2 separate regions of the Homo sapiens genome follow, and region 2 is linked to region 1. The links are chromatin contacts, found by Hi-C or POLR2A ChIA-PET in ENCODE. All regions are on one chromosome and are shown on one strand. Each heading gives the region's core, a stretch centred on a gene start or an enhancer-like site at or near the end of the contact. The rest is flanking DNA. Distances are from core to core; before and after follow the strand shown.

Evidence for each region. A loop is a pair of places that touch in the nucleus more often than their neighbours do. ChIA-PET counts read pairs that join two places held with the same protein, here RNA polymerase II (POLR2A).
Region 2: a loop to region 1 is called in a map with no recorded cell type, with 10 times the contacts of the local background. The contact joins two enhancer-like sites. A Hi-C loop is called at or near these places in 1 of 37 single-sample maps with no recorded cell type. POLR2A ChIA-PET finds 5 or more read pairs at or near these places in 1 of 52 experiments (WTC11).

Annotation. Positions count from the first base shown.
Region 1 is chr9:76,600,984-76,608,012 of GRCh38, reverse strand. It overlaps LOC105376095 (a long non-coding RNA gene), which reads right to left. Exons shown (of 12, transcript XR_007061586.1): 2 at 2,022-2,163; 3 at 1,058-1,155. Among named protein-coding and RNA genes, the nearest start is that of GCNT1, 150 kb to the right of the region's middle. Within about 2 kb of position 2,537, at least 2 of the 41 ENCODE cell types and tissues checked have a DNase peak (open chromatin) inside an H3K27ac peak, as active enhancers do.
Region 2 is chr9:78,192,098-78,199,126 of GRCh38, reverse strand. No RefSeq gene overlaps it. Among named protein-coding and RNA genes, the nearest start is that of CEP78, 40 kb to the left of the region's middle. Within about 2 kb of position 2,691, at least 2 of the 41 ENCODE cell types and tissues checked have a DNase peak (open chromatin) inside an H3K27ac peak, as active enhancers do.

The DNA of each region.
Region 1 (7,029 bases), core at 1,288-3,787:
CCTCCTTCCCATTAATCCCAGCAGAAGACCCAGGGCTGCATGTCACTGGACCGGCTTAGTTGCCTGTCTATGAGCCAACCACTGTAACTGAAGGGGTGGATTATGCAGGCTTAGTTGGGCCTGGGTCGTATGTTTACCCTTGGAGAGAGAGAAGGGAATCAGCCCCAACCAAGCCATAGTGACTGAGGTAGGGGAGTGGTGTTTCTGCAAAGGAAAATTAGTTTTCAAAAAGAAGTGGAATTAAATACCAGGCAAGATCAAGAGATTTCCAGTTAGGGCATCTGAGTTGGCCTTGAAGCCTAAGCAGGCTCTCAGCGGGGCACACAGGTGAGGTGTAGAGGGCACGGTAGGGCCCGAGAAAAACCAGCTCCAGAACCAGCCAGCCCTCACTTTGCATGGTGGAGCCACTCTTGAGGAACAATGGAATGGCCAATGAGTTCTGAAGCAAAAATAGCCTCATCCCAATCCCCCACCTTCAATAGGTGGGGATATCTTATAAATGAAAAATATAACCCAGGAAAACACTTTCTCCAAACCGAGAATAGGGAAAAGGTTGATCCATTCACCTGAAGTTTGGAGAACATGATACCAGGAAAGGAGCATTGATCAAGCAGGAAAGAAAATGAACAATAAATTCAGCCCTCGATAATATTTACTTTCCTTATAGTCCAGGTACAGCTTTCATCCTCCCTTACCTTTTCTGTTCTCTTCAGTGAAAAATGATCTAAGAAATCAAGAGTAACTGTCATAGCAGTATTTGCTGAAGAAATATCTTTTGACAACTAGAATGACTTTGAAATTGAATATCACTTAGGATATAAGTAAAGGAAGTACGTAAAGAAACTCTTGCTACGTTTCTAATTTTAATTTTTCCTCAAAATATGTATTCAAAAATTGTAGGCCAGGCACGGTGGTTCACACCTGTAATTCCAACATTTTGGGTGGCTGATGCAGGAGGAACACTTGAGCTCAGGAGTTCAAGACCAGCCTGGGCAAGATGGTGAGACCTTGTCTCTACAAAAAAATTTAAAAATTAGCTAGGCATGGTGGCACGCACCTGTAGTCCCAGCTACTTGAGAGGCTGAGGCAGGAGGATGGCTTGAGCCCAGGAGGTCGGGGTTGTAGTGAGCCATGATTGCACCACTGCACTCCAGCCTAGGCAACAAAAGAGCAAAACTCTGTCTCAGAAAAAATAACAACAACAGCAAAATTTTAAATGTAACAAGGGTTTGTTGTAAAAATTTCAGACAAAGATGTATGTAAAGGAAAGTCTCCTTGTATCATTCATTTATTGTTGTGTTACAAATAACCCCAAAACTGAGTGGCTTAAAACAGTACCATTCATTTATTTTGCTCACTAATCTACAATTTGGGCAGGAATCAGAAGGAACAGCTCATCTCAATTCCAGATAGCATCTGCCAGGGCAGCTTGGCTGGGGGCTGGAGGAACCACTTTCAAGAAGTCTGGCTAACCTGGATGGCAAGTTGTTTAAAATGTTAGCTAAATTTAAAGCTATGATATCCCTGAAGATACTGAGAGGAAGATAGCTTCCTCTCAATTGTTGAAATACAATTTTCAAAAAGTTAAAAACTTAGCCAGGCATGGTGGAGCCCCCTGTAATTCTAGCTACTTGGGAGGCTGAGGCAGGAGGATCGCTTGAGGCGCAGGAGGTCAGGGTTGCAGTGAGCTGTGATCATGCCACTTCACCGTAGCCTGAGCAACAAAGTGAGACCTTGTCTCAGAAAAAAGAAAGTTAAAAACATGACTTTCACACAAAGTGAACAGATGTTAAAGATTTGTTTAACTCATTAATTAATTATGTTAAATAAGATGTTAAGACTGGTCAAAAGAACAGAAAACAGGAGACGTAACATCAGGAATGTTCAAATGAATTACCTAATAGATGAAAATTTGAGTACTATCCAATCGAGCAATAAAATGTCATCTTTGGAGTTATCATTTCTACCAGTGGAAATCAACTATACCTCTACTCAACAATACTCAATCCTGGAGAGATTACCTCCATTCTTCAGTCTCTGTCCATGTACAGATGAAGTTGTCCCCATAGAAAGTCCTATTGTCCCAGATGGGTATGTAAGTCAGGCCTGGTCCAAAAAAGCATCCCATTCTCCCAGTGACAGACTCAGAGATGGATATGTGACCTGAAAGACACAATACGATTTGGCAGGGACTTTTGTGAGAGCCACCACATCTTTAGGGGCACTTGAATCTGGAAAGTTTTAGGTCTGAACTTGCTGGGATGCATCCTGCTACCACAAGAAGCCTGAAAATGAGGAAGCATACAATAGAGATGAACGGGGGGGAAACAGCATCCTGAAGGCTTTAACTGAGCCCCTGAATCAACGGTGCAGCCTGATTGCAGTCTTAACTCCAGACTTGTCTATTATATTAGTCAATATATTTCCTTCCTTCTCGTTTGCTAGTTTAAGCCAGGTAAGGTGATTCCAAATGACCCCTCACAATACAGGGGGTTCTCCAGCCCTGGTTTCTTCTTCTGTGTTAGCTCATTAAACATATATTCACTTCTCTGGGTTGCAGTTCCTCTTTCTGTAAAAAGAATAAGCGATACCTACTACAAAGAGTGATAAAGATGAAGTAAGTGATAAATATAAGTATAATATACCTTCATAATACCATGATAAAAGAGATGTCTATGTGATGCTTAATTTTTCTAAATTAGATTATATCTGGTTCTAACCTCCTGCTATGGTCTGCATGTTGGTGTTCCCCTAGAATTCATGTGTTAGAACCTAAGACCCAGTGTGATGGTATTAAGAGTGAGTCTTTTAGGGATGATTAAATCATTAGGACTCCATCCTCATGGCTGTGGTTAAACTCTTATAAAAATGCTAAAGGGGGCCGGGTGCGATGGCTTATGCCTGTAATCCCAGCACAGCGCTTTGGGAGACCAAGGCAGGAGGAATACTTGAGCCCAGGAGTCCAAGACCAGCCTGGGCAACACAGAGGGACCCTGTCTCTTTTTAATTTTTTTTTTTAAGTGCTGGAGGGGCCAAACACGGTGGCTCATGCCTGTAATCCCAGCATTTTGGGAGGTCAAAGCAGGAAAAGTGCTTGAGGCCAGGGGTTTGAGACCAGCCTGGACAAAATAGGGAGATGTTGTCTCTATAAAAAATTTTATAAATTTTATAAACTAGCCAGATGTAGTGGCTCATGCCTGCAGTCCCAGCAACTCAGGAGGCTAAGATGGGAGGATTGCTTGAGCCTGGGAGGTTGAGGCTGCAGTGAGTTGTGATCGTGCCACTGCAGTCCAGCCTGGGCAACAGAGTGAGACCCTCTCTAAAAACAATAAATAAATAAATAAAGTGCTGGAGAAAGCTAGCTGGGCTATTTTGCTCTTCTGCCTTGTGCCATGTGAGGACACAACAAGAAGGCCCTCACCAGTCACTGAATGTCAGTACCTTAATCTTGGACTTTCCAGCCTCTCAAACTATGAGAAATAAATTTCTATTCTTTGTAAATTATCCACTGTAGTAATTTTTTTCTAGCAGCACAAAAAGACTAAGATATCCCCATTTACTAGGATGAGAAGACTCCCAATATCAGTCACTATGTGGGCTCTTTTACTCTTTAGTGGTGAAATCTGTCACAAATTGCCTAGAAAATGTTGTTTGATCTTTGGCACATGTTTGCTATGGGGATGTTCATTGTCCAAGACCCTGTGGTCCATTCAAAGGCAGGTGGCTCTGCAGGCTTTTTGACCTTTAGGGTATCTGGTAAGTTCTATGTAGTTACTGAGACCATGGTGTTTGATGTTCATTGCCCCCAGCAAACGTGTTTACGTCATCAAAAGTTCCTGCTGCCACATAGGATACTTCCTGATAGGAAATTGATGCTTGTGGACTTTCCTTCCACAGCTCCTCAAGTCCTTGCCTCATTGCTAACCTTGGGCAACTCCTTGTCTTTCAACTCAATCTCCAGACCCCATACCTTCCAAGAAACACCCTGCCGAATTCACCTTCCTCACAGGGGCCTAGATAGAGCTTTATAACAGATGTCTTGCAACTTTGTTTGGGGCTGGGAACCACACATTAAAAAAAAAAATTAATAACCCAGAATAGCAACCTTCAAGAGGACCCTCAGTGAGCTCCACCTCCTGGTATTCATGCCTTTGTGTAATCCCCTTCTTTGAGTGTGGGTTGGACCTAGTGACTCACTTCTAACCAACAGAACACAGCAAAAGTGATGAAATGTCACTCTCAAAATTAGCTTATAAAACTACAGTGACTTCAATCTTGTTTCCCCTCTCTCTTTTCCTCCCTCACTGCTCTGAGGGAAGCCAGCTGCCATAATTGTGAGCTGCCCAACAAAGAATCCCATGTGGCAAGGAACTGATATTTAGGACAACAGCCAGAGAGTACCTGAGGCTTGCCAAAAGCCATGTGAGTGAGTTTGGAAGCAGATGGATCCTCCTCAAGATATTCCTTGTGATGACTGGAACCATAGCCAAACTTGAGTCCAGGCTTACAAGAGACCCTGAGCCAACTAAGCAGCTGATGCCTGACTCACAGAAACTGTGAGATAATAAGTATTTCTTGTTTTAAGCCACTAAGATTTGGAATAATTTGTTATGCAGCAACAGATAACTAATACATGGCCTCTAAGATTGGCAGCCCAGAATTTCCTGGAAACGAGGATAAAATTACCTTTTCCTCCTTTTGAAATCTTTTTTGGCAGGGAGTAGAAAACAGCACTAAATAGCTTGGTAAATTATCCTGTGACAAATGAACATTACCTGAAGCCATGTAAGTGGATAGAACAGAAATCCCTGCAGAGGGAAATTACCACCTCCTGTCACAGTTCAAACTCTGCCATGGTGAAGCATGGCCATGCCCCTGAGCACCTGATAATCAGCACCATCCCAATCCCTCCTACAGAATAAAGGAGCAGAGCCCAGTGCTCAGAGGAGAGATGGGGATGCAGCTGCCACAAGTCCTTAAACTGCCCCTTGGCCTCCCAAAAGAAACTCAAACCTGTAAGTGTGGCCCCAAGAAAATAACAAGCTAATTTCAGCTTAGGCTTCCAGGGATACTGGAATTTCTAGATGAAAGTGTTCAAAAGGCTAGAACTCTCTCCTGGTCAGGCGCAGTGGCTCAAGCCTGTAATCCTGGCACTTTGGGAGGCTAAGGCAGATGGATCACTTGAGCTCAGGCCTGGGCAACATGGTGAAACCTCATCTGTACATAAAATACAAAAGTTAGCCAGTTGTGATGGTGTGTGCCTGTAGTCCCAGCTACTCAGGAGTTTGAGGTGGAAGGAACACCTGAACCCTGGAGGCAGAGGTTGCAGTGAGCCAAGATCATGCCACTGCACTCCAGCCTGGGCAACAGAGTGAGACCCTGTCTCAATAATAATAATAATTATATAATGGAAAAAAAAAGGCTAGAGCTCCTGCTGTCATGGGACCCTGCCCTAAACCTGGAGATTCTGATGCAGTTCTCAGAATTAAGCCTGTCATGAAGGCTCCCCCAGGAATATGGGCCCCTTATACAGCATCTGATGCCAGAAAATAATCTGTGGTTGGTGAAGCTGGGCTCTGGAGAGACACTGGGCCAATTGCCATCCCCAAATTGTCAGCTCATTCATGCACAGTGTTTCCCTGACATTAAGTATAGGGTGTCAGGCTTCGTGCTGTACAATCCCAGAGAATGCTGTTGCTGTTGTGTTCAATGTCAATGACACCTGCTGAGACACAACTTTGTACAAGATGAATGGCAGAGTCTGGGGTCATACCACACTGTCACCCTGAGTGTGGGACCCACACATTTGAGAATGTTTTCTGGACAAAAATATACTCATTTTCCCACCATTATTCAGCCAATGAGTTTTTCAACTTTTATGAGTCCTCCTGTTTGGCCATATGGACAAGCTTCGGGGAAAGGTAGGGAAGCACAGTGCTAAAGCACCTCTCTGGGACACTTCCCCATCTCTATTTGGGACAGGCCTTGTATTTGCTCCAGTGAGTACGGGAATCTGGTCCCATTATGACCATGGAGATAAGCAAAGGCATGGTACCCAGCAATAACTTCCTAAAGGGCTCCAGGCCAGTCTCTGAGGTGTTCGCCTCACCTTCATGAAAAAGATCAACAGCTTAGGTGTCACATCAGCCAAGGTCTCCAGTTCTGGCTTTTTGCCTCCTGTGTGAGTGACTGAATATCTCTTTCTTACATTTTTTTTTTGAGATGGGGTCTTGCTATGTTGCCCAGGCTGATCTCGAACTCCTGGCCTCAAGCGATCCTCCTGCCTCAGCCTCCCACAGTGCTGGGATTACAAATGTGAGCCACAACACCCAGGCGAGACTGAATATCTCTAAACTTCAATTTGGAAAAGTTAAATTAAATGATGGGGGAGACTTCTGGTTTCCAGTCAGGTGCGTAGGAAGCTTGGAAGTTGTCTCTTCTGTCCACCCAGCAAGCTGAAAACTAACAATTCTTCTTATATCCATCAGAGAACTGAGGCCATAGAGCAAACAGCTGTCCCCCAAACTGAAGAGACTGACATGCAGATAGAGAGAATCACAACTTACCAGAGCAGAAGCCCAGGAGCAGTAACTTCCAAAGGAACGAGCATCCTATCTGGAAAACCTGAACTGCCACTAACGAATGGCTGGAGGCTCAGCGTGGACAAGGCTGAGAGAATTAAAAATTCAGGGAGAGGGCTGTTGTAGGGCAAACCCCACACTTTCTTGAGTTTTAACTCCAGGAGTGCCGCTACATTGTAAGATCAGAGAAAAATTCCCAAGTGATTCCCCCATGGGGTGGGGGAAAGTAGCCATTTAAAAAGTTGCCCAGAACATTCTGTTTTTTAATAACAATGCCTGTCCTCAAGAGAAACTGGAGCCTAGGTTGACCTGGGTGAAGGAAAATACCCAACTGCAGTGGGCTCCAGCCTTCCCATCTCACCTGAGAGGGAAAAACAAAACAAAACTGAGAGGCACTGGTGAAGGTGCCAGCCGAGGGGCACAGGCTCACTACAAGTCTGAGACCTAT
Region 2 (7,029 bases), core at 1,442-3,941, 1.6 Mb before region 1:
ACTTGGGGGGCGGAGGTTGCAGTGAGCCGAGATGGTGCCACTGTACAACAGGCTGGGCAACAAGAGTGAAACTCCATCTCAAAAAAAAAAAAAGAAAGAAGCCCCAATTTTTTAGATACAGTGATATATTTTTGCTCACTACTGCTTCTTTTCTTCCATGTGTTACCTCTCTTTATTCTTCCTGGAGCACATTCTTTCTTAATTTTTTATAAAATAATTACGGATGATAAATTTTATGGAAAATGTTTCTTCCTCAATCATCCGTAAATACTGCTTTAGATTAAAGAAGAACTGTGGACCAGAATTCCCACAGAAATTTGAGGACATATTCCTTCTCCCTCTTGCATACTGTACTTTAAATGAGTTACAGATCAATTTGATTCTATCTCCTTTGTACTTTTTTATTCTCTCTGAGTAACATAGGATATTCATTTTGTACTTAAAATTTTACTAGGCATTTGTAGGTGTTTTCACTATTTTTATAGGTATTTTTAATTATTTTTCTGGCTTACCATTTAGTAGACAAACCTTCTAATCTGAATGTTCAAGGCTTTTCCCAAGGCAGGAAGATTTTTCTATTCTTTGATTCTTTCTTTCTTTCATTCTACTCCTAAAGCTGAGACATTAGAGCACCAGGGATCTATCCTCTGAGTCTCTTATCTTTTCTCTAACATCTTTCATTTTTTATCTTTTACACATTCTGCACAAATAAGGTAGATTGACATTCCACTTTACTAATTCTGTCTTCAGCAGTGTCCTTCCTGCTACTCAGCCCTTCATCGAGTATAATTTTGTGTTTCAGCAATTATGTCTTTAATTTACAAAATTCCTGAGTGCTTATTTTTCACAATAGCCTTCTTTTCCTTGATAGCATGTCTTGCCAAGTTCATCTAAAGTTACTGTCTATATTTTTCATCTATTCTCCGTATTGACTCTACGTCCATGAAGATTAGTTGTATTTGTTGAGTTTAGAGCCTCTTTCATGCAATCAGTTTTCTCATGAGTAACTCTTTCTCTTAACTACAACTATTTCTGAGTTTGGGAATATTCCAAGGCTCTTGTTGTAGTATTCACTTTTTTTCTCATAGGAAGTTGAGAGTTGCTCAGCTCTCATGGGTTTTGTCATCAATCTTTTCCCTCTTGGATCTTCCAGAAATCCCTGAGGGTTTTTGAAGTATGGTGGCATATCTTCAGGCCTGCACAATACACAAGTATAGGTTTATGGTTGTATATGATTCTTGCTTCTATTTATATTGACGTCAAGCACTCCAGGCCTGGACAACAAAACAATAATAGAAAATTATTTTGTTTTCTATTTGGTTATTGCTTCTTGCATATATTTGGTCTGAAGTCCCACAAGGGGGAGAAGTGAGCATCCAGAAAGGACCCTTTGATTCTTGGCAGTAATGCCATCATTACAGCATACAAAATCCCTCCTTCCCAAAGCCCATACATATTGACTACCAGTGAGGGTCATGTGGATATCTACATAAGAATGAGTATTGGGGGCAAAGTATCACATAGGGAAGAATGAGGTCCTTGGTGCACCTGTGACAGCTGATACTGTAACTCAAATTAATATTAGTTTTTAGGAAAAGAGAGACTTTGGAGCCAGAAAATGCTCATCTCAAAACGGAACTTCCATATATAAATGTTTTAGGTCTGGCAAGAGGAGTAATTTTTAAAGAATTTTTCACCAGAGCTTTTTTTCCCCTTTATTGTATTTCTCAGGCAGGATGGTGGGCCAGTATTTTAATCTGTAAAAGTCATTTCATTCCTAAGAACTTGAGAACACTAATGTGTAAAATATTTGGAATTTAAATTCTCAGTACACTAGAATGTTAGTTCCAAATCTAGTTTCTCTTTTTGCTGTTTTGAAGAGAAGTCAAGGAAAAGAAAATCACTGTGGAATTCAGCTTTGGATTCAAGTGGCTTGTCCCTAGGTCCTGAAATTTACCACCTGGCCCCTCCCCATCATGGTCTCCACCAGCATATGGTCTCGTGCCGGTTCTAACTTGTTCATTTCATAAGCTCAAATCTTAGATGTGAGTCCAGTCTGTGGGATCAATTGTGGTGGGCTGGAGCTAGGGGTTGGCATAAGGGTGATCTTGTTTTAAATAATGAATATGTAAAGAGAATTGGAAACCCATATATTAGTCAGGTTGATGTAGAGGAAAAAACTCAGTGTCATTCTTAAAAATTCAAGAGCTGAAGAGGAAATTTAAAAGCTTGTGCCCAAACACTGTGCCTCCAGGATGCAGGTTTGCTTCAAACCCCAAAATGGAATGTGATCATCTCATGAAACAGGTGTTCGTCATACAGTCAAGACAGGCAGAATCTGAAACATGTCTTCTATTTTCTCTCTCTTGTTTTCTTTGTCTACCCACCTTTCCCAAGAAAACATTGAGTGTCTGCTATGTTCTTTGACTGCCAACAGCAAGGCGGTCTCGATTATACCATCTGCTGAAATCTAGAGGAATAACTTTGCTTGGAAGCAAACTGCTGTCATGACTCCTTATTTGCTTTATTTTGTGGGCATAGGCTAACCCACTGATGTTCTTGCATGTTCTGCTGATCCTTATGAGTGTCAGAAAACCAGAGTGGTGAGACAAATGGGTTTGGATTAGTCCTGTTTTAGAGGTGTTTGAGGGAGCTCCACCCATCCCAGCGGAAGATGTTCCAGGCCACAGCTTCTGAAAAAGGAATTGAAACTCCATCTGAGTTTAGCAACTCCAGCTGAGAGCAAAGAAAATAAGAAGTGAGGATGGTGAGAATAAGAGACCATAATTTCTTTTAGATTTTAATTTCAACCAAAGGAGATAGATTCTGTTTCTCAGCTTTAATTTCTCTCTAGTGAATTAAATGGGAGAATGTTCATATTGTTTCAAGTTTGGGGCATTCTTTATTGCATTACTTAGGCTTGTGGAATAAACTCCAGTGAGCCAGTCTGAACATCATGATTGTGCACAGGAAATAGAAAATAGAATAGGAGTGAATTTTTTCCCTTAAATAATCTGCAACCTTTAAGTTAACTTAATATACTGTTGTGACTCACTTCAGGGACTTCTGGGGGCAATAGTTAAACAGATTCTAGGAGGGTTCTAAGGGATAAGAGACGACATAATATAATGTCATCTAGTGGGTAGAAGCCAGGTATAATATTGGGGAAATTTCTCCAAGTCTGGTGGAACCAAGCTACTTTACAATACTGTAGGGCTCTGACCAACTGATCCTGTTTGCCTGGGACTTTTTCCTTTTTTTTTTTTTTTTTTTTTTTGAGATGGAGTCTCGCTCTGTCTCCAGGCTGGAGTACAGTGACGCGGTCTTGGCTCACTGCAACCTCCGTCTCCTGGGTTCAAGAGATTCTCCTACCTCAAACTCCCAAGTAGCTGGGATTACAGGCATGCGGCACCACGCCCAGCTAATTTTTGTACTTTTTTAGTAGAGATGGGGTTTCACCATGTTGGCCAGGCTGGTCTTAAACTCCTGACCTCGTGATCCACCCACCTCGGTTTCTCAAAGTGCTGGGATTACAGGCATGAGCCACCACGCCCAGCCGCCTGGGACTTTCTTAATTTTAGTGTCCCAGGAACCCTCACCCTATCCCTGTATGAGTGGAGGATATCCCACTGTCCATGGACCTTAATCTGTTTGCCATCCCTGGGGGATGAGAGGCAATAGGAAATGAAGATGAACGTGGAGGGGACTCTTTAGCTATCTCTGCCCACCTGTTCCCTCAGAAGGATAAAGGGAGGGGTTTTTTCATGGTCTTCTTCTTCAAATTTTTTTATTTTTATTTTTTTTAGAGAGAGAGAGAGAGACAGGGTCTTGCTCTGTCACCCAGGCTGGAGTGCAGTGACACCATAAGAGCTCACTGCAGGCTCAACCTCCTAGGCTCAAGGGATCCTCCCACCTCAGCCTACTGGGTAGCTAGGACTATAGGCATGAGCCACCGTGCCTAGCCAAGAATAGAGATTTTAGTCAACATGGTAAGACCCCCTGGGCTTTCATCAAGTGGTGTTTTGTTTTGTTTTGTTTTGTTTTGTTTTGTTTTGTTTTGTTTTTGAGATGGAGTCTTGCTCTGTCACCCAGGCTGGAGGCTGGAGTGCAGTGCTGCAATCTTGGCTCACTGCAACCTCCACCTCCCAGGTTCAAACAATTCTCCCGATTCTCCTGCCTCAGCCTCCCAAGTAGCTGGGATTATAGGCGTGCACCATCATGCCAGCTAATTTTTATATTTTTAGTAGACACAGGGTTTCGCCATATTGGCAAGGCTGGTCTCGAACTCCTGACCTCAAGTCATCTGCCCGCCATGGCCCTCCCAAAGTGCTGGGATTATAAGCATGAGCCACTGTGCCCGGCCATCATCAAGGGTCTTTTTACTTGTGGGTAGAAGTACTGCATTCTAAAACTATGCACCCACAAAGGAACTATTCTCTTGCTTTCCTGCCTCAGAACAAAGTGGAATCTACTTCCCAGAGACCCGCCAACCATTCTGTTCTCCTCTAGTTTCGCGGGGGGATTTTGGCCCCCAGGGGACATTTGTCAACGTCTAGAGATATTTTAGGTTATCACAACTGGGAGAGGTGGGTGTGCTACTGTCATTTAGTGGGTAGAAGCTAGGTATGCTGCTGAAAATCCTACACAGAACAGGTCAGTACTTCCCCACCTACCCCAACAAAGAATTATCTGCTCCAAAATGTCATTAGTGCCAATTGTGAAACACTGCTCTTCGCTTTTTTCTATGCCATGAGAATATGTATGTAAGTGAACCGGGGTATGGGCCATACTTCCTTTGCAAATACACTTGAGTGTGTTGCTTACATGTGAGGAAGCAGGAAGTCTCACTTAGGTTTCCAGGTCTTAGCCATGATTTTGAACATAGGTTTTGGGAAAGCCTTGCATTGTCTATTCTGTGTAATGATTTAAGAAGGAATAATAGGTTTCCCTTTTGCTGGTTATTCTTCATATTTGGTTCCCTCTTGTTATGATATCCCAAATCTCATATTGAATTGTACCTCCCATAATTCCCATGTGTCCTGGGAGGGACTGGGTGGGAGATAATTGAATCATGGTTGTGGTTTCCCCCATACTGTTCTTGTGGTAGTAAGTCTCACGAGATCTGATGGTTTTATAAGAGGAAACCCCTTTTGCTTGGTTCTTATTCTCTCTTGCCTTCTGCCCTGTAAGATGTACCTTTTGCCTTCTGCCATGATTGAGAGGCCTCCCCAGCCGCATAGAGCTGTGAGTCCATTAAACCTCTTTTTGTTTATAAATTACCCAGTCTCAGGTATGCTTTTATCGGTAGTGTGAAAACAGACTAATACACCTCCATTGGGAATTCTGTAGGGAAGAGTGATGAATATCAAGCTATGACATGGGTATTCCTTGTTCCTGGGCTATAGTACCATCATAATATCATGAATACTTTGCCTCCAGCCATAGCTCCTCCTCTATCCATGTAGCATCAACCTTTCTCTCTATGCAGAGTCTTTCCTACGAGTGGGAAAACATGCTCGTATTTCCTCCAACTGTTTAGCAAATAAAAAAAAATTAAAAACACAATAAAAAGCCCCTTTTCTTGATCTCACATCCTTATTCTCTTCTTCATATAATAGTGAAGCTTTTTAAAGTTAGTTGAGAAATGGCAAATTTAACACAGCCAACAAGTGTTCCATTAATATGTGGTAGTTGATGAGGTGAGCCCATGCTCAGACACAGACCAGATATGTGGCCACAAGCAAAGCATAGGTTATTGCTTTCATGCAGCCCACCCTTAGTAAATATTGCTAAGGATGAATAAAAAAATTAAGCATTGAATCACCTTTCAAAGCTCTTGCTAAAATCTGGACATGAAAACATTAAGAAAGTAAGGAAAATTCAAAAGTTCAGGATCTTCTGGGTTGGGAACAGATACTTCCAACTCTGGAAGCCAGATTCTCACCTTCCCTGGTTCCCTTACAACTAGAACACAAACATTGACCTACAGCTCAGCAATCAAGTGCTCGGAGTCAGACTTTGACTCAGTAACTAGCAACACAAAGAGTCAGGAAATCAGCGACTGTGCATAGTCAATTATCGGGATTGATCCTGGGAGAGCCCCCTCCACCTTCCAGAGGCAGTAGTGATGTTTTCTTTAGCCAGGTCAAAGGTCCAGAAGGGGTGATGAGACTACCACTGGCTAAGTTTCTTATCCAGTAGTGGGGGCAGTGTGGACTATGTGGGATCACTTCTGTGGACTTTGGATGTTTCTTGCTACGTAGCCTCTAGATCTGCTTCTTCAGCTTTCCTGGATATGAAGAAAGCTTCCAAATATCATTTAATACATTAGTTTCTGACTCAATTGCCCAAAATGTGTTTCTATTGTTTGCCACTAAGAACTCTAATTGGTACCCCGCTGAGGCTCCTTAGCCAAGTGGCAACCAAATGTGGTATAAATATGACACTGTCAGGCCCTGTTGCAAAAAGGGCAGTCAAGCTAATTGTTGAATAGCAACACCATATTTGATTAATTCCATTTCATCCCTGATTTTTCCTTCTCTGTTCACTTCTTCCCTATTGTGGTTGCTGTATCTGTTAGAATAAGAGTGGTATCACTCTTTTTTTTTTTTTGGATCTTAGGGTGAAATTTCTTCTTGTCCCTTAAGCTATACCTAAGCCTTGGGCACACAGTAATAGATGAATAAAAAGAAAAGAAAAAAAGGCAAAAGTAATAGGAAAATAAAGGAGAAATGATAAGAAATATGGATGTAAACTGCTCAGATTTCAATATTCTATGTCAGGAGTCTACAAGCATTTATTGTAAAGGATTAGTAAAGGGTTGCTATAAATATTTTTGGCTTTGTGGGCCATAGGTTTTTGTCACAATGATTCAACTCTACCATTGTAACATACAAGCAGCCATAGATAACACACAAACAGATAGGTACTGTTGTAAATAAAACTTTATTCACAAAAGCAAGTGGTAAGCTAGATTTGGCCCCCTGATCATTGTTTGTTGACCCTTGCTCAATGACATGGTAGGTGCTA